Regions from separate parts of the Mus musculus genome. Here regions 2, 3, 4 and 5 are each linked to region 1. The links are chromatin loops, found by intact Hi-C in ENCODE. Cell type or tissue: heart. All regions are shown on one strand.

Evidence for each region. Peaks named below come from ENCODE experiments on the same cell type or tissue, not always from the same donor. Only the 100,000 strongest peaks of a DNase experiment are listed, where the experiment ranks them.
Region 2: it touches region 1 in a loop (2.4-fold over the local background); 9 of 42 quality-filtered maps call a loop at or near these places.
Region 3: it touches region 1 in a loop (2.5-fold over the local background); 12 of 42 quality-filtered maps call a loop at or near these places.
Region 4: a loop joins it to region 1, with 5 times the contacts of the local background. A loop is called at or near these places in 6 of 42 quality-filtered maps.
Region 5: it touches region 1 in a loop (9-fold over the local background); 15 of 42 quality-filtered maps call a loop at or near these places.

The regions. Positions count from the first base shown.
Region 1 is chr4:59,338,870-59,342,869 of GRCm38, reverse strand. The region is part of intron 12 of Susd1 (sushi domain containing 1); the gene reads left to right. Among named protein-coding and RNA genes, the nearest start is that of Gm35578, 59 kb to the right of the region's middle. In heart, a CTCF peak has its summit at 1,947 (motif pointing right); a DNase peak (open chromatin) is centred at 1,969.
Region 2 is chr4:59,245,538-59,249,537 of GRCm38, reverse strand. No RefSeq gene overlaps it. Among named protein-coding and RNA genes, the nearest start is that of Gm12596, 13 kb to the left of the region's middle. In heart, no CTCF peak of the experiment used is centred here; no DNase peak of the experiment used is centred here; H3K27ac peaks cover 3,039 bases.
Region 3 is chr4:59,252,831-59,256,830 of GRCm38, reverse strand. No RefSeq gene overlaps it. Among named protein-coding and RNA genes, the nearest start is that of Gm12596, 5.2 kb to the left of the region's middle. In heart, no CTCF peak of the experiment used is centred here; a DNase peak (open chromatin) is centred at 2,202; H3K27ac peaks cover 428 bases.
Region 4 is chr4:58,983,354-58,987,353 of GRCm38, reverse strand. Ptgr1 (prostaglandin reductase 1) reads left to right here and starts at 276. Exons shown (of 10, transcript NM_025968.3): 1 at 276-316; 2 at 2,495-2,610. The coding sequence starts at 2,505. In heart, a CTCF peak has its summit at 2,066 (motif pointing left); DNase peaks (open chromatin) are centred at 243, 673 and 1,843; H3K4me3 peaks cover 1,114 bases; H3K27ac peaks cover 856 bases.
Region 5 is chr4:59,185,542-59,189,541 of GRCm38, reverse strand. It overlaps a transcript of Ugcg not described here. Among named protein-coding and RNA genes, the nearest start is that of Ugcg, 2.0 kb to the left of the region's middle. In heart, a CTCF peak has its summit at 2,052 (motif pointing right); DNase peaks (open chromatin) are centred at 111 and 211; H3K4me3 peaks cover 1,056 bases; H3K27ac peaks cover 1,075 bases.

The DNA of each region.
Region 1 (4,000 bases):
TCCCGTGGGGAATCCTGTGTGGGCCCTTGCGGGTGTCGGGGCAACTCCGCTGGCAAGGTACCCAGGTGCTCGAGTGGAGCGGAAGGCAACTAATAGCTTCTTAATACTGACAGTCCCCAAATCTGTACCTTTAAGCCCAACCTCTTTGGATTCAAACTTATCTACCTGCCTTCTAAACACACACCTTTGAACATACTAGACAAATTAAACAGAATTTTAAATTTCGCACCTCTTACTTCTAAATCCATGAAAATTGTGTCAATTTTCATAACTCAGTTCCTGGAATTCCCCTGATTAGCTGGCCAAGCCAAGAGTCTTAATTGCCTATCTGATTCCTAAATTTCTAATCAGTTAACAAACCCTGTTGATTTCAATCAAATATTTCTGTCTTTGTCTTCAACTCTACAGACTCGATCCTAGCAGGAACTGCCGCTTGGACTCCTGAAGTAGATTTCTGGGTTTTGTTTGCTTATTGCTGTTGTTTATTTCATGGCACTCTATACCCTTGGGTTGGCCTCATACTCTCTCTCTCTGTAGCCCAGGTTGGCTTCATTAGTGTGGTCCGTCCTCTTCCCTCAGCCTCCCTGGGCCACCTTCTTGAACTCACTTCCTCCTCGTCTTCTTTCTCACCAGGTACCAGCTGTCTCTCCCTCGCCTTCTTGCTTGTTCTTAAATAGGTCAGACTTGTCCCAATGAAGGCTTTTCCATTTGCTATCACCTCTTTCTGGGATAACCTCTGTCTGTGGTTTCCTGTGAGTATTTGGAAGTGTGATTGTTACACCATGTCTTACTCTGCTCCCTGTTGCTACAACCGACCCCAGATTTACAAAGAATAGCTTTTGGATGTTGGGAAGCCTGTGGACTGGGAGGACAGCATTGGGCTAGCATTGTCCTGCTCAGCCATGGCCTGACAGAGGGTATCACATGGTAGACAGAGCAAGTGTAACAAAAAGTTGAGTTTTATTCAAACCAACTCCCCTGATAACCCATGAATGGATTAACCCATCATAACGACAAGGTCCTCATAACTGTGCCACCTCCCAAAAGTTCTGCTTCTCAAATAACCATAATATACAGCTTTGGAATAGCTTCTTGAACATGCTATCTGGAAAACCTGTCTAAAACAATAACGCCCTTAGAGGGGCTTCACCTGACCATCCTTTCCTAAACACCCCCTCACTCCCTACGCTATTACTTTATTTTAAGGATTTGTTTACTTATGTAAATGGCTGTTTTGTCTGCATGTACATCTGCGCCCCAGAAGAGAGCCTCAGATCCCATGACACTCTAATTATAGATGGTTGTGAGCCACCAAGTGGTTGCTGGGAATTGAACTCAGAACCTCTAGAAGACCAGCCAGTGCTCTTAACCGCTGAGCCCTCTCTCCAGCCCCCACCCTATTCTTCTGTATCACTCACCCTCTTTGACTTCTTCATACAACTTGGATTTTTTAATTTTAAAATTTGTTTATTATCTTTCTTCCCCTGTAAAATAGGAACTCTTTGAAAGCATTTTCCTTTAGTCTGCTCTATATTGAATCCCTCAACAAATGCTAATGACACTTAGCACAATAAATCCACGTTTCTTAATAATAGCTAGGGAGTCATTGATGCTGTAGAGATAGGGTTTTTTTTTGTATTAAGAGAAACTCTGAGTACTTTGTGCCAGAGACAAGTGCTGTCCAATCCAACGTTTATAAAGCAATGCTTATAAAGAGACTGCCCAGTCGCCTAGTCTTTGATCCGTGTCATACTTGAGTGAGTTGTGCTGCTTTAAAAACATATTTACTACATTTTATTACTTCTATTTTCTGCATGTAGAGCAGGATGGGGGGGTTAGCTATTGGATATCTGTGTAAGTCAGAGGACACTTTATAATAGGTATTGAGGTTTTGAGGCTAAACACAGCCCCAAGTCACTCGTGTCCTGTGTCTGCGCTCATGGCCACCAGGGGGCACCGTTGAGCTGTTCAAGTTCACTGGGACAGTGAAGGCCTTTAAGAGCATTGAGATCATGCCTGCTTTTCAAACTTGCTTTAGAGCAGCAGTTCTCAACCTTCCTAATGCTGGGACCCTATAACACAGTTCCTCATGGTGTGGGGACTTCCAACCATACAATTATTTCATTGATACTTCAGAACTGTAATTTTGCTACTGTTATGAATTGTAATGTAAATATCTGATATGCAGAGTATCTGATATGTGACCCCCAAAGGGGTCGCAACCTGCAGACTGAGAACCTCTACTTTAGAGACTTGGCAGTGTGAAAATTCAAATTGGTGAGACTTTATTAAAGAGTTGAGAAAACAAAAAACAAAAAAACCCCGTGTCTCATAAAAGTAAGAGGAAAGAGAACCTGGTTTGTTGATGTGAGGATATCCCAGATGTTCGTGGCATTGTTTCAGTAAAAAGAGGAACTTTCAAATGTTACCAGAAATGTTGAGTTAAGGATTTGGATCTGGAAAACACAGCGGATGCTTTCCCAGAAGCAAAGCGGGTGGAATTTCCCTTCTGTGAGCCTCCTATTAAATTAAATCTTACTGATGGGAACGGGATGAAAACAAGAGCTTTAAATATATTGCTGGCCTCAGAGGAGATGCCGAGGAGTGGAGAGGGACAGAGACAAGTGCTTTAGGAGGCAGGAGAGGGTGATGGCTGGAGGCTGGGACACGTCTCAAGCTTGTGGCTCATGTGTAGCCTAAGCAGGCTCATTGAACTGAGTTCTTTAGAACAGGCTCATTCATGCCCACTTTAGGGAAGGAAGGAGAACAAAAAAGCACTCACTGTCTTGGTGTAGACCCCTAAGAGGCAGAAGGAGCTCTCTCACACTGACTGTACTGTTTTCTCGTTGAGTTATAAGCAAATTTCATTTTCATAGGGACAACACAGGAAATCAGAGAAAGCTAAAGGGGTAGGGGTGGGTGTTGGTGGTGGGGTGGATGCTGGGGTGGGGTGGATGCTGGGGTGGGGTGGATGCTGGGATGGGGGTGGAGAACAGAAATACGTGTGCGTGTGAATGTGATGATAAAGTCCACTAGTTGTTCCCCAGGCCATGGCTATTGTTTGAAAAATGCTAGAGGGAAAAAGGGGGAAAAGATGGAAGTAATTTCTATATTTGACTTCAGTACCAATGCCAGCAACTAGCATGGGAAATTTCCCATCTCTGGTTGCCTTCATAATAAGAAAAGAGAAGGCGCTTTTTCAGATGGGTAGGAAGGCAGCCAGGACCACTGCTCTCCCTGACCCTGTCTCTCTTACCTCTTCACTGTCAGCCGGTGGCTCTGGGGAGCATCATGAGGGATCAGTTCTCCTGAGTTTTCCCCTCCATTCTTCTGTTCCATTTGTGGGTGATCGCCAACTCTTTAAGGGTTCTGTACCATTGTGTTCTGTAGCCTTGGTGAGGAAGGAGCCTATTCCTCCTAGCTGGTCACAGGGCACTGGAATGATCTTGGAAAGTCCCTCTGGTGTCTTGGGGGGGCTGAAGTTGCATCAGAGATTTTGGATAAGGATTGACCCCTGGCCTGGTTTCCTTTCAAAGTCTTTGGCAGTATAAGGTGTTTGGCTCCTTGGGTCAGGCTGGGAGTGAGCGTGTTTGGGGTCCCATGTTTCTGCCACCCACACATTTTCCCACTCCCAGAAACATTGGTCTACCTTCTAACCTCATGTTCCTGTTTAAATGGCGCAGCAGACACCTGTTCGCATCTCTCTGTTTCACCCACTAACACCATTCAGTTCCCATTAGGCTTCTTCACTGAGGTAGGGTGACTCACGGTGGAAGGAAATGGGCTGGCTGCTCGGGTCAGCTTGTATACACTTTAACTTTATACAATGTGCATAGGAAGGCTTCCTTAGATCAGAATCCTAAAAATCCAGAATCATGGTGATTGATGTCGTAGAAGGACCATGCTGAGAACCGACACTTGAATTCAGGAAATATTAATGACAAATACCTATGCACAGTGCTGAGTGGGAGAACATGTGGCCGAGCCTCACAGATGTGTA
Region 2 (4,000 bases), 93 kb after region 1:
AAAAGGAAAGGCTGTGGTTCAACATAGCCAGTGTATCCTGTACACTGTATGTGCAAACACTACTCGATGCATCAGATAGGTGAAAAGGATTGGACTGACTGAAAATATGGCTAGTCATCTGGGAGAGAAATGGGGTCACTTGGTATTTACCAGATCAGTATTAAAATCTTTTTTTTTTTAACAAATCTTTTTTTTCCTTTGTTTTTATTTATTTATTATATGTAAGTACACTGTGGCTGTCCTCAGACACTCCAGAAGAGGGAGTCAGAGCTCGTTATGGATGGTTGTGAGCCACCATGTGGTTGCTGGGATTTGAACTCCTGACCTTCGGAAGAACAGTCGGGTGCTCTTACCCACTGAGCCATCTCACCAGCCCCCAGTATTGAAATCTTGAAAGTTTCAGTCACAGTGATCAAACACTAGAGATAAATAGTAACAAATCAAACAAGTGAGACTAAAGAAGGAAGCTGCCGGAGCCAAGGAAAAACTCAAGAATGAAATAGCGCTTTGAAAACAATGACAAGAGGAGGACCATCGTCAAGTATATACTGCATAAATTATGCAGTAGCCAATTAGTGTGTGGTATGGTACAGAGAGCATGCTTAAGAAGAATCATGGGAGCTGGAGAGATGGCTCAGCAGTTAAGGGCACTGACTGATCTTCCAGGGGACCCAGGTTTAATTCCCAGCACCCATATAGTTCACAACTGTCTGTTACCCCAAGATCTGACACTTTCACACAGACATACATGCAGGCAAAACACCAATGCACGTAAAATAAAGGGAGGAAGAAGAAGGAGAAGGAAAAGAAGGAGAAGAAGAAAGCAGCAGTTGTTGCCGGCCCACATGCTTTAAAAAAATTTTTTTTAAGATTATATATCATTATATCATTTTCCCCTTCCCTTTCCTTTCTCCAAACCTTCCCCCACCCCGCCACTCTCTTTCAGAAAAAATTCATGGCCTCTTTTTCTTTAGTTTTTCTCTCTGTCTCTTTCTGTTGGTCTCTGTATGTCTGTCTCTGTCTCTTTCTTTCTCTTGCTTGCTCTTGTTCTCTCCCTCTCTTGCTCTCTCTCCACATACATACCTACATACATACATACATACATACATACATACATACAATATATCAATACAACCTGCTCTCTGTACAGTGTTTCTGTGTGTGTTTGTGTGTTGTGGGAGGGATAAATGTTGTCCCACTTTATTCAAATGTTTGAATCCCCAACACCAGAGGAAGTGACTGTGTAGATAATACCTTTAAACATGTAATTAAGGCTAAGTGAGGTCATTAGCATGAGCCTCAGCCAGCAACACACTGGTACCTTCTTAAGAAAAGATTAGAACACAGATAAAAGACCAGGAAGCTTCAGGAAGGACAGAGGCAGCCACAAGCAAGAGAGGCCTGAAAAGAAGCCAATCCTCTGCTACTTTCATTCTGGACTTTCAGTCCCCAGAATGGGCAGGAAATAAATCCTGTTGTTTAAGTTACTTGGTCTGTGGTACTGCGTTATGGCAGCTCTAGGCTACTCTAGGTGTAAAATAAAATATAACAGAGAAGAACTATTGCCCTTGTACAGAAGGGACATGTAATGTCTACATTATAGACTTTTTGTTTGAAATAGTTTCTTATCAATAAAAATAAGAGTTTTGTTTGTTTTGTTTTGTTTTGTTTTGTTTTTTTAAGTTAAGCAGGGTGGAAGGAAGGCTGAAGGACTTAGTAACCGACCTCTCTCTGTTGACTGATAATATTTGACTCTGAGCTGCTCACAGAGTATTGCTGGTCTCAGACTTGGCTGTGTCCAGGAGATAATAGCCCAAGGCTTTAGTTAAAAGCCATCCAGATAAGAATTCCCCATGTGCCCTCTCAAGGGTGACATAGCAAACAGCCTTATAAATCAGGCTGTAACTGGTTCCATAATGGCTGTCTTAGCTAAGGTTTTACTGCTGTGAACAGACACCATGACCAAGGCAAGTCTTATAAGGACAACATTTAGTTGGGGCTGGCTTACAGGTTCAGAGGTTCAGTCCATTATCATCAAGGTGGGACATGGCAGCATCCGGGCAGGCATGGTGCTAGAGGAACTGAGAGTTCTACATCTTCATCTGAAGACTGCTAGGAGAATACTGATGTCCAGGCAGCTAGCATGAGGGTCTTAAAGCTCACACCCACAGTGATACACCTACTCCAACAAGGTCATACCTACTCCAACACGGCCACACCTCCAAATAGTGCCACTCCTTGGGCCAAGCATATACAAACCATCACACTGTTTTTCTTGGAGATTTTATTTTAATTATTTGTAATTATGTGTATATATGTGTGTGTGAGTGTGTGGGTGGGTTCACCTGACTCCATGCCTTTGGAGACTCGAAGAGACCGTAAACTCCCCTGGAACTGGAGGGACAGTCCATTGTAAGCTGCCCAGCATGGATGCTGGAACCAAACTGGGGTCCTCTGGAAGAATAGCACATGCTTTTAACCACTGAGCTATATCTCCAGCCCTCTATAATGACTATTTTTATGTTGGTTCTCAACATCACAAGACGTGCAAGAGAAGGCAATTCAGGGTCTGAATAAAACTGTCCACACTTAACACCTGTTTGCCGCCTGCTTCCGTTCTTAAATACCTGTGCATCCTCTAAGGGTATTCACGTCTCGGATCCCAAGCAAACAGGATGGGGGTGGGGTGGGCGTTGTGAAGCTAAGATCTTTGTCCCTTCTCCCTCTCTAGCCTGGGTTTTGAACAAAACCAAAGGTAGAAGAGCCACAATCAACTCTCAGATGTTCCAATGATTGGACCTAGAGAGCAAAAAGCAGGGCTGGGAAGTGTTTTTTGAAGAAAGTAAAGGAAGGGCCCGGGCTTTGTTTTCTGTTCTGTATGGAGCAGTTACTCCATGAGTCGTGAATAAACTGCTTTTTCTTTTATTTAATTTCATCAGAATAATAATTTTGTGAGATGGGTTCTGTGGTTGCCTTTAGTTTTAGTTTTTGTTGTGAGCACTGTTGTTTGGTGTTTGGTTTTTGTTTTATTTTGTTTTGTTTTGTTGCTTTTCGAGACAGGGTTTCTCTGTGTAGCCCCGACTGCCCTGACCTCACTCTGCAGACCAGGCCGACTTTGAACTCACAGAGATCTACCTGCCCCTGCCTCCCAAGGGCTAGGATTAAAGACATGCAGCACCACTGCCCAGCCTTTATTTTTATAGAGAGAGTAGCTGAGTCTGGAAAAGTGAAGGAAGTTGTTCAGTTCTCCCAGCCGACAGAGGTAAAGCAGGATTTGAACTCACAGAGTCTGCCTCTAGGGTCAACATTGTCCTAAGTGTTTTGCTTGCTGTAAGAAAGCTTCATATCAAGTTCAGTTCAGCTTTTTGCTAAAGGGGTAAGTCAGCGAATCCCTTCTGCATATGAGCCTAACCTTCTTACCTTCTTCGTCAATAGAGAAGGGTTTCACCTGAATGCTCTCTGAGGCCTAGACACAGGTTGGCCCCGATTGTAATTTGGGCTAGTTGTTATCAAGAAAGGCTTAGAGATGGGAAGGGCCAGTGAGTTGTTGACTGGAAGGGTTATCCTCTGCTTCAGCAACAGCTTTTGTGGAGTTTGATAGTGGCCTCACCCTCCTCCTCCACTCTGTCGGCTGCATGCAAACTTAGAAAAGGCCATTGTCTGGGGGACTACATTAGCTCCTAATTTTGATTTTCTTTTTCTTTTTTTTCTAAAGTGTTGTTTATTATGCATAGAGTGTCCTGGCTATCTATATAAGCATGCAGGCCTGTGTGCCTGGTGCCTGTGGAGGTCTGATGAGGGCACTAGGTCCCTGGAACTGGGGTTGTAAGTCACCATGTGGTGTGGATGCTGGGACCCAAACCCTGGATTTCAGCAAATGCAGCAAGTGCTCTTAGCTGCTGAGCCATCTCTCCCACCCTGTCTTGGTTTTCTTATGTAGGTAACACCTCCCAGGGGAAAGAGGTCTTCCCTTACTCTCTTTCAGTTTGTAAGTTTTAGG
Region 3 (4,000 bases), 86 kb after region 1:
GATGCTCAAAGGCGTTTCTTAGATTCTTCCCGGTGGCTCTCAGACCACTGAAACAAAGAGTCTCAAGGAACTGGAACTTCCCTAGATGTCCACTGCCAGGGAAAGACAAGGATGAAGGCTGGTGCCAGGCAAGGAGATGCTCACCTGATGCCAGCAGAAGAGAAGCTCACCTCCTAGAAAGAGGTTGCATCCAGTTCTATTCTGCAATTTGTCAGACCACCTCACAAGACAATTTTATGCTAAGACAATAATAGGTCAATGATGGGTGGAATCACATCTTGGCCTGGACGGGTTAGCCATCCATACATACTACCTCTTGCATTCTATTTGAAACTAAGTCTCATGCCAGGACTCCAGAGATTAGCTCGGGGTGAGCCGCTGAATCTTTTTGTTCCTCTTCCCTGTGTATCCACATTGAGCAGATCTCCTTTTTCTGTTTTCAACTGTTTATTGTGCCTTTCAGTGGCCTAATGAGGACGCATGGTTGAGCCCAGCGTGTTAAGGCTTCCAGGAAGCAGGCTCTGAGTCCAACAGCTGCAGAAACCCACAGAAGGACCAGCTGTCTCAAGTGGCCCCCTCACAAGCATCTCTCCTGTGCATTTCTTAAATGCTTGGTTTCTGCTCAGTGTTGTTCATGGAGAGAGAGGATATGTGGTCACTGGGGACTGGATCTCTCCCTGCAGAGCACTTACAATCTGAGAAGAACACGGCATGACTCAGAGGACATGGGTTAAGGTGATCTGATCTCCGAGACACCCTGTTGTCCAAAGCACAATGGAATGACCCACACTTTCCATTCCACCGAGACAGAGAAAAAGATTGCTCAAAAAGTGTGTGTGGGGGGGGGGGGCGGGGAGAGCCTTGGAGGTAGTGCTAAAAAGCTCTTCCAGGAAAAGCCCAGAGGCAGGATCCATTAACTAGAAATGCCTATTCTTGTCCCATTTAAAAACCATATATCTGGAATATTATTCAGTGATAGAAAGAAACAAAATACTGTACATGGTTCTGCCTGGATGAACCTCAACAACATTATAGACAAAAGAATCTGGACCCAAAATCCTCACATGTTTAATGGTTCCACTGGTAAAATATACCCAGAACAAGTCAATGTACAGAGACAGAAAGTAGATTTGTGATTGTCTAGAGTTGAAAGGAGAAATAGGAACTAACTATAAATGAGTGTGAACGATCTTATTGGGAATATAAAAATGTTTTCTCTAACTTAAACATTGTTCTAGAGTATATGACTGCTGTGATTACATCACTTCCACTCTTACCCCTCCTCCATGCAACTCCTCCATGGCCATGAGCCCCCTCTCAAAAGCATAACCAATCTTTTAAAAATAGATTTATTTATTTATTTATTTATTTATTTATTTATTTATTTATTTATACATATGAGTGCTCTATATGCATGTATGCCTGCATGACAGAAGGCATCAGATCCCATTACAGATGGTTGTAAGCCACCATGTAGTCACTGGGAATTGAACTCAGGACTTCTGGAAAGAACAGCCAGTGCTCTTAACCGCTGAGCCATCTCTCCAGCCCATAATCTTCTACAACAATTACTGTCACATATATAACCTCCTGAGTCTAATTAGTGTTGTTCATAGGCACTGTGATTGGGGTTGACCACTGGACAACATATCAGAGTCTCATCCCTGGAGAAAAACAGATTCTACCATCTCAGCAGCCACTGATAACTGTAGCTCTTCATCTAGGGGAAGGGCCTTGTAAAAGTCCAAGCCTCCCCACTCCCATCTACATTGGCATGTCAACCAATGGGCATTGTGGTTATGCACGTCTTGTGTAGGTAGCCATATTGTTGAGATTTTATCAATGCAGCTTTTTGTCATCTCAGGAAGACGATATCTAGTAGTAGTAAGCTTGCTGGGCCTCTGGCTCATACAGTCTCAGATGGAGATACTTTTAAAGTAGGTTGTGGTGTTGTATGTACAATTGTGTAAAACCACTCAATTGAGAACTAAGATAAGTGAAACTTATGGTATTAAAACATTCTTACACACACACACACACACACACGAGACTTTGAGACTTTAGGGAAGCCACCATTTAGCATCTTTTATGCCAATGAGAAAAGTTAGACTCCAAAACTACTGCCTCCTCTTGAAGCCTGATTGGACACTGGGACAATTCACAGGCTGAGTCACACTCAGGGTTTGGGGGAGAAGCGATGACAGAGTCACGTGAGTTTTGCTTTCGTTCTACATGGCTATTCTATGATGATCACGAGGAGGAAGGAAGCAGACCTAAAGTTAGCAAAACCAAAACAGAGAATGCTTTTCTGGAAAAAGCAAGGTTAGAACAGAAACATAAATAGTGAGAGAGAGAGTCGACCCTGCAGAGACCTGGGAGGAGTATTTAAGCAAGTCCAAATCTCTAAAATGAGAATGAGATAGGGCATGAGACCATGTGAGGGATGGAGTTTTCTCAACGTGGATGTTGGTATTTTACTCGGGGTGGAACTTTCCACCTCCAACCTGGAGCCTTTAGAAGTCTTTTAAAAGCCACGATCACTGAGGCTTTAGTGCACTCAATTCTTCTCTCCTAGTTTTGAGAAACAGGACACCTAACAGCCATTATGCAAGTATGTAAGCCCCCAGAGCCTTCTGGGATATCTTTCCTCCTTCCCTCCCTCTTCTCCTCTCCTTCCTTCCTTCCTCTTTTCTTTTTTTCCTACTCTCATTTGATAGATGCATTTTTAATATTATTTATTTATTTATTTATATTCTTTTTTGTTTTGTTTTTGTTTTTGTTTTTCGAGACAAGGTTTCTCTGTGTAGCCCTGACTGTCCTGGAACTCACTCTGTAGACCAGGCTGGCCTGGAACTCAGAAATCCGCCTGCCTCTGCCTCCTGAGTGCTGGGATTAAAGGCGTGCGCCACCACTGCCTGGCCATAATTTATTTTTCCTAATTTTATGTGCTTTGGTGTTTTGGCTTCATGTATGTCTGTGTGAGGGTGTTGGATCCCCAAGCACTGAAGTTATAGACAGTTGTGAGATGCCATGTGGATGCTGGGAACTGAACCCGGGCCTTCTGGAAGAACAACCAATGCTCCTAACCACTGAGCCATCAATCTCCCTAATTGATGTATTTTTGAGCACTTGTGTACACGCCCCTGAACAGAGGACCTAGGACATGGCATGGTCTGGTGCTGAGCTCATGGTCCTGCTGGGCAGACACAGGGAACAACATACCTTGGCTGCTCTGATGGAAGAGTTATGAGGTGCTCTCATGAGGGAAGAAAAAAATCTAGATCTCCCCACCTTTTAGAGCAAGGGACCAAGACTCAGAGAATGGAAGTCCCAGCCTCTACTTCGCAGAATCATTTTCTTCCTTCAAGTTTTAGTCTCTAATAAAAACCTACCTATGGAGCCCAGAAGAACTTAGAGTTAACAAGCGCTGTGCTTTTATGACATGAAAGCAGAGGAGTTGTTGGGCAAGCTAAGCAGAAGCCAGTCTGACAAATCACATGACTGAAGCCAGAGTCCGGGGCAGTGCCTGCCCTTCCTACATAGCTGGCTGGGGCCAACCTGGGCTCATTCTTATCTCAGGCTGTGTAGGCTTCGAGGCAGGGAGTCCTTTATCCGTCCGCTCCCCTAGAGCAGAAATTCCCACATATTCTTATCATGTTTTCTGTGTCACCTCAGTGTTTACAGTTCAAGGCTTTGTTGGCATGCTCTTGGTCTCCTAGCAGTGGCTCTGACTTTGTGTGACAACCCCAAAGCTTGAGATGGGTGCTTGTGCAAGAGATCTCTGTCCTGAGACAGGTACTTCCTCAGGCTCTCAGTCAAATCGCCCCAGTTTTGCTGGCTCTTTCTGAGAGCGGCTCTCACACGTTTCTAGAAAATCTTGAAATACTTGTACATTTCTAGCAAGCCTCTCTGGCTCTCTCCCAGGAACCTCACCAGGAAGGCACTGTGGAAACAGGAACAAAGGATTCCAGCCTTATCTTCAGTCATCTAATCCTGGGCA
Region 4 (4,000 bases), 360 kb after region 1:
CTGGCTTAACTAATGCTGGCCAGAGGTGGTAGGATTTTTCCTGAATTAACTGTGTAGTAGTTTCTTGTTTTCTTTGCTTCTGATGCAAACATAAATTGTGAACTTAAGCAAAAAAGAAAAAAAATATTTAAACACACACACACACCCCTCCCAATGTCCCTTCCCTGCTGTGTGTGGGCAGAAGCTCCAAAGCTTCCAGAAGTTGCCCCTCCCTGGAGAAGCCCCGCCCTCACCGACCGCCCAGTATAAGTCAAGTCCTGGGCGCTTTGCGAAGCATTCAGAGCGGTCTCCCGGGAAGGAGTTTCTGTGAGCTTGTGTAAGTAGACTCTACACTACTCTATTTGAGCCCTCTCTTTTCTCTCTTCCCTCCTCCAACCCCTTCTTTCTCCCCGCCGAGCATCTAGAGCCTGGTTGAGCAAGTGAGCACGGCAGGCACCCCCAATCCACCCCACCGGTACTCGGCGACTCCTGGGTTCTGCACTTAGGAAGTTAGGGAGGCCGGGGTCGTCTCGCGGTCCTGCACGCCCTTGAAGAGATTGAGACCCGCACTAGGAATAGGGCAAAGTCTGGCTGCCTGTTCCGTTGTGGGTGCATGGAGCGCGACTGCCAGCACCCAGGAAGGCCTGGGCAACAGAGTTTGCAGGATTGCCAAACTGATTCAAAAGAGAAGACAGGGGTGGGGATTTGCGCATGCGCAGTGAAAGCTACACTTGCAAGTCAGGCCATGTACGGAGAGGACCCTTTGCAAGGGGGACCTACTAGACCTGTGGCGACTTCAGAAGGACCAGGCGCTGCCTTTTTGGAAAAAGAGACGGAATTATGTATTCTTAAAACACAAGGGAAACCCGCCTGTGAAATAGATGTCTCCGCGTGTGAAAGTGCTTATCACACAAGTCCCATGACTTGAGTTCGATCCCTGAAACCACGGGTGGAAGGCGGGAACCCACTCCTGAAGTCGCTTTAGGCTCTCGGTGACACGCAAGCGCCCTCACCCACACACCTGCATCATGTACACACGAACTAGTAATAACAGTAAACTAGATTAAACCTGAGCGAGCATGCCTGTTATATCTTGGCATGTAGAAGCAAGAGGATGGAAGGTTCCAAGATAGCTTCTGCTATAGTGAGTTCAAGGCCAGCCTTGGCTACACAGACGGGCGCTGTAATCAGAAAAACAAGTTGAGCTGGGCAGTGGTGGCACATCCTTTAGTCCCAGCACTTGGGAGGCAGAGGCAGGCGGATTTCTGAGTTCGAGGCCAGCTTGGTCTACAGAGTGAATTCCAGGACAGCCAAGGCTATACAGAAAAACTCTGTCTCAGAAAAACTAAACCAAACCAAAACAAAAATCTAAGAAAAAGAAAAACAAGTTGAACTCATGAATATGGGGTGAAATGATAGTTATTAGAGGCTGAAAAGGGCTAAAAGTATTTGTGAAAGGGTACAGAAACATGAGTGTGGCTCTTTAAACAATAATGATATATAATAATAATAATAATAGTTCAAACCAAGCAGATTATTTCTCATGAAAATAGAAGCTAAAGAAGGCGATGGGTATGTTAGGCACTCTACATTGCAGACACTGTGTCCTATCAAGGTAAGTTTAAATTTGTCAATTAAAAAAAAATCTTACTTTGCAGGGCAGGTGACATGGAGGCTGGAGAGATGACTCAGACGTTAAGATCACTTGTATAGGGTTCGGTTCCGATTACCAGGCCACATAATGGTTCTCATGAAGCTCGGATTGTAAGATCACTAAGGCCAGCCTGGGTTTCGAGAACCCACGTTGCAAACAGCTACAAGCCAATAGGAAGGAAGGGTAGGGCTTTGGATTGGCTCTCCACCCTATGTCCAGGGTGAACTAACTGGTTAGCCTTGATTGCTTATCTGAAGAATTCACTGGGGTCCCACGTGATGATGGGTTGGTCTGGGTTTCTAACCCTTGAAAGCACTAGCTCCTTTGTCTGTTGGTTTTGCCTGGAGGCAAGATGAAACCAAATAATTGATTTCCACCTTGGAGCCAAAACCAGAGAAAATTAGATGGAGCCGCTGCGCCCCCTAGTGGCTATGAGGTCCATGCTTCTGTAGGAAAAAGACAAAACAAACCTGTGGTCTTTGGTTCTCTGTATTTGAGGCTTTCCTGAGGAGTCACAGCAGGAGAGGTGAGGAACTGCAGGACTTTGCACGTCCATTAGTTGTTTAATGTTCTAGAGAAATTCCAGCATGGCCCGGACAGAATTTTCCAGGTTACATTTTTCTTTGCTTTGAGTGTTTGTTTTAGCCTGTTTCCGCATCTACACACCTGAGTCTTGACAGGAAAATCATGGGAATAAAATGAGATCAGACACGTGAAGTGCTTAGCATAATGCCAGAAAGTTCTCAATGAATGTAATAGAATGATAATATGCTAAATGATAATAGGGCTATGTTTCCCAGCTTCAGTGCTATGCCCAGGGGCTCTAAGATGGTCATTGAGTCCACGTTTACCATGTTCTAGGTATACCAGGATGGTGCAGGCCAAGAGCTGGACCCTGAAGAAGCACTTCGAAGGCTTCCCTACGGACGGTAACTTCGAGTTGAAGACGACTGAGCTCCCACCCTTAAATAATGGAGGTAAGGGAGATCTTAGTGGGGGCTGCAACAGTTTGCATCTGCTGCAGAAAAGAGAGTCCCGCCATTTGACTTCAGACAATAGTTTTTTTTTTTTTAATTAGTTTACAGTTCTCTGTGTTAGCAGTTTGACTAGTATAAAAGTCTCATTGTCATTCTAAGGATAGCAGGCTTCCTGCGGCTCAGGCTGCCGTTCCGGGAGGCCAGATTGGGTTCCTTCCCTGCAGTGTGGTTCTGTGGTGGATCTAGAACAGCCTGGGGTTGGCAAACTCCAAAGTTTGAGAACTTTTCAAGCTTCTACTTATAGTACTTTTCTTAAAAATCCCATAGATCTAAGTAAGTTGTCCAGATTTAAAGGCTGGCAAATTCCTTTTTTTCTTTTTCTTTCTTTCTTTTTTGTTTCTATCTATCTATCTATCTATCTATCTATCTATCTATCTATCTATCTATCTATTTTGGCTACCTCTTCCTCGCCATGATCTGAGGTAACCACTGGGCTACATTCACAGCCCACAGATTTCTTGACCGGAAGGCCAGGACACAGTGGTGGGAGGTATCCGTGTCCATTTTGCAATCTGCCACATAAATCTTTTTAGTTTTTTTTTTCTTTCTTTCTTTGAAGCTTTAATGTGCCCTGTCCCCAGGTAGGAAGTTTCTTTGATGCAGCTCATACCTGGGTATACCTGGGTACCTTAACCTTCATGGCTTTGACAGAGGAGGAAGTCTCCTGTGTCCCTGCAAGTCTGATGGTGACAGTGAGTTGAGCAGTTGTGCCCTGCCAGAGACCAGACTATGAGGGCTGTCTGTGGGGTGCCGCAGTGAGCAAGCCTTTGAGAACAGGATGCAGGCGCTGTTCATGCCAGAGTCACTGTCCAAGTTTAAGGTGCAGTGGCCAAAACTTGGATCCAGAGTTTCAGAAAATACACAGTTGGAAGTCACTCTAACAAAGGCCCATCTTCTTTGGTATTCCTTGAGGTAGGTAATAAAACACGATGTTTCCTGGTTAGTTTTTCTGTCACGTTGACAGGAGCTAGAGTTATCTGGGAAGAAGAACCTCAGCTAAGGAAAATGGCTTTGTCAAGTTGCCTGTAGGCAAGTCTTAGACATTTTCTCTAGAACATTCTGGAAGGACAGGTCATAGAGGAGGGCTCAGCTCACTTTAGGCAGTGACATCCCTGCAGAGGTGATGGTATAGAGAAGAAAGCGGACTGAATAAGTCATGAGAGTAAGCCAGTAAGCAGGGTTCCTTTATGGCCTCTGCTTCAACTCCTGCCTCCAGGTTCCTTCCTGGAGTCCCTACCCTGATGTCCCTTTATAATGGACTGTGATGGGGTGTGTAAGGGGACACAAACCCTTCCTTTTCCAAGTTGGTTTTGATCATGGTCTTTATCAC
Region 5 (4,000 bases), 150 kb after region 1:
GTGGAAGGTGGGAGAGGAAGGGCCGGCGGGGCGGCGGGCGTGAGGACGGAAGGGGCGGGCAGGGCCTGCGCGCCCCCGGCCACTCGGCGCGCGCTCGGCACCGCGCACCCCTTAGCGTGCGCGCGCTGGTGTGCTGCGAGCGCAGGCTGACCGCGCTGCGCGCTCTAGGCGGCCGTTGCCGCGCGCTCGGGCTCCCGTGGTCCAGACCCTTGGGCTGCCGCTGCCGCCGCCGCCGCCGCCGCCGCCGCCGCCGCCGTCGCCGTCGTCCCTTTCGCTCGCCGCGGCTCTGCGTTCTGGTCCGTGCTCTCTGCCGGCGTCCGAATCCCGGCACGATGCGGTCCGCCCTGCCCCGCCCTCTGGAGCCCGGTGCCCGTGCCCCCGCCCCCGGGGCGGCGCCCTCGCGCCTCGGTGCCGGCCCGCGCGCCCACGGGTGGAGCTGCCCCCGCGTGCTCGCCGCCCGGCAGCTACCAACCGCTGCCGCCGCCCGCGCCCGCGGTCCCCCCCCCCCCTGCACTGTCTCTAAGCAGCACGCGCCGCCTCTACACTTTATCTTGGCCAAATCCGGAGGAGCCAAGAGACTGTGTTATTTAAGGAATCCCCAAACTCAGAATTGGAAGAATCGCTTGATGCTGAATTCGCGCAAGATTGTGCGTTCTCTAGGGCAGCTGAGTGTAATTTGGCTAAGATGTAGCCAAGAGAGTTATGGAAATGTAGCTAGTTCGAGCAGTGCTAGGCTGTTAAGTGTTGCCAGTACACCGCTGACAAACCATCTCATTCATAAATCTTGTATTATTTGCTGGGATGATAGATTTTAGTCATACTGGGTTAAATTACGTTACTCCATTTTTAAAAAGCTGTTAAATGTTGCTATTACTAAAACGTTTAATTATGCATGTGCACGATACTGAAAATGGGGAAATGAAGGCTAGGCTGTGTGAGAAGCCTGTATGTAGCCCAGTTACTTCTGGGACTGAAGCAGGAGAATTACCTGAACTTGAACACACAGGTTCCAGGCCAGGCTGGGCAAATTCAATGAATCCCTGTGGTGGAAAAACAAGAGTATTCTAACTTTAAGTCGCAACTGGGAGAAGCTAGTAGTAAATGTTTCCATTTGTTTCTTCAGCCTGGATACATCTATATTGTTTACAATTGTTCTGTGTTTAAACTGTTTATTATTCAAGTTACTTTTAAAAAATAATCCAAAAATGACGGGCAGTGGTGACATACACCTTTAATCCCAGCACTTGGGAAGCAGAGACAGGCAGATTTCTGAGTTCGAGGCCAGCCTGGTCTACAGAGTTCCAGGACAGCCAGGGCTACACAGAGAAACTCTGTCTCGAAAAAAGAAAAAGGAAAAAAAAAAAATCCTTAAGGTTTGCAGTGTCCTTTGTTCTACTGGTGAAAAATCAGTGGGAAAGAACCATGCTTCGAAATTAATTTCCAGTTGTTGAGAGTTACTGGTTAATAGAGTTACAGCAGGATGGAATCCATACATAGAAATAATAGCACAGGGTTTTAAATGCCACGATTGTGATTAATCAATTCTAAGGCCCACTTTTAAAGCATTCTTAACACATTTTCAATAATCCATTATTTTCAAGAATCCAAAATGGAAATGCATCTCACACTCAGTGACATCTTACAAATAAAAATAATAGGCCAGGTTTCTTTTTCTTAAAATGTGTTTGCTAGTCATATACAAAACAATGCTGTGTGTTCTCAATACTTCCTTGAACTTGGTCAAGGATATGAATTTCTCAATTTGAGCATTTTGTAGCATTTTTCATTTTTTCCAAATCTTTCCTAGACCTTTACAGCAAAGGATTCCATGCAGTATGGTGGGTAACACAGAAAGGACAAAGAAAGTTGGTGTAACTGGGTATAAGTGAATAATGATCAACTTTGTTGCACTTCATCTGGTTAAATTTAGTCTGCTCAAACCTGGCTTTCCAACCAGAGCTCTAGGGGCTGGAAAGATGGCTGGCTCAGCTATTAGAGCACTTGTTAATCTTTCAAAAAGACCCTGGTAGGACGGACATGCAGTATCCATGGAGAACAGAAGAGGGCGTCTGATTCCCCCATCTGATTTCCCCAGAACTAGAGTTACAGATGGTTGTGAGTACCAAGTAGATCTTGCTTTGCACAGGTTTGGAAGATCAGCCAGTGCCCTTAACCGTTGAGCCATCCCTCCAGCACAAGGAAAATATCATCTTTAAAGAAATTTCTCATTCACCAATCTAAAAAGTCAACATACTTTATAATGTCAACATTGATACTCTGAGAATGGCAAAGTAAAAAACAAAAGATTCCAGCGATTGCCAATTGTTGTGTATGATCCACGTGGTCGATGACATACACTTGTCATGGATGGGAAAGTACACCAAGAGTGAATGTTAGTACTAAGTGTGACTTTGGGTGGTAACGATGTGCTGCTTCATTGATTGTAACAAATGTGTCACACGAGTGTGTGATTTTGACAGTAGAGAAGTCCTGGAGAGGGATATAGTGGGATGTGTGGGAAAGCAGGATTTTCTGCTCAGTTTGGCTGTGAACTTAAAACTACTCTAAAAGACATTTTAAAATAGTGAATGCTCCACACACATATGCTATGTAGTATACTATATAAACATATGTATTAAATATATTCAAATAGGTAACTCACATCATGTCTCATGACTTAGGTATTATGAATTATGTAAATATATGTAACAGGAAATGCTGTGAAAGTCTGAACTAAGATCAATGAGATCCACTAACTCTACCTTGTAAGCACTAAAATATTTTGTTCAGTGCATAAATGAACTATTCTACATTGACAAAAGCCACAAATAAGTTTGCTCAGAATTCTTCTTTGTTCTTAAGTTTTTAAAAAGTATTTTTTAAAAAGAGAAAAAGACATCAATCATCTCCCTCGTCCCTCCCACAAAATTAATTCAGAGAAGTGAGTAAAGATATACAAGCCCTAGAGGTATAGCTCAGGGTCAGATCACCTGCTTGGCAGTCTCAAGGCCTTTAGTCTAATCCCAGCATGGACTCAAAGGACTGATGTGTGACTTTGCCTGGTCAAACAGGGACGACCATCAGAAAACCCACCTGTGGATAAACAGCACTCATTGCATTCCAGCGCTCACTGACTACATCTCCTATCTTTGTCAGCATTGTTTTTTTTTTTCTTTTAATATTTCAATAAACATCCTTAAAATCACAGTTCAGAGCTGGGACTGTGGTGCACGCTTGTAACCCTTGTATTTGAGAGTCAGAGGCAGGAAGATGGTGAGAGGCTGACCTGGGTTACACTCAGTCAAACCTGGTCTTCAAAAACCAACCCTAAAGAATGGTAGCAGTAATTGGTTCCTTACTGTTACTGTTTTAAGACGTCTGTTGTGAATTTTCATCCTTAGAAAAGCTTTCCAAACTTACGTGCGGAAAAATTACTTCCTAGACACTGAGTACATTTGAAGTTTCATTTGAAGTTTCAAAAACGTATGTTGTTCAAATGAAGTTTTCAAAAACAGAAAAAAAATACTGATTCTACTTGACAAGAGAAATTATATATATATATTCTAATTGGAATTAGAAAAGTGGTGTATGTTGGTGCAGCTGGGGTGATTAGCATACCTTTGTTTGGTCCTTTGATAAACCGCTGGTTGTTTAGTGGGTGTGGTCTAGGGGAGTGCCCACAGGTCACTGGAGTTCAAATCCTGTTCAGCTCCTCTGCTCTTATCTGAACACCAAGCTAAAAACTGCTTTATTTTACTTACTTTTAAAGTTTTCATATTTGATCTTACAATGTATTTTGCTAACCCACAGTTTGCTAGGTCAGAACTTTAATATGTGTTCTTTACTGCTTAGTTACGTCTCCTATTTCCTACACATGTATTGGTATTTTCCTAAGTTAGTTTGAGCAGAAAACACTTTTCAAAAATTGTGTGTGTGTGTGTGTGTGTGTGTGTGTGTGTGTGTGTGTGTGGTGTGTGGTATGTGGTGTGTGTGTATGTGT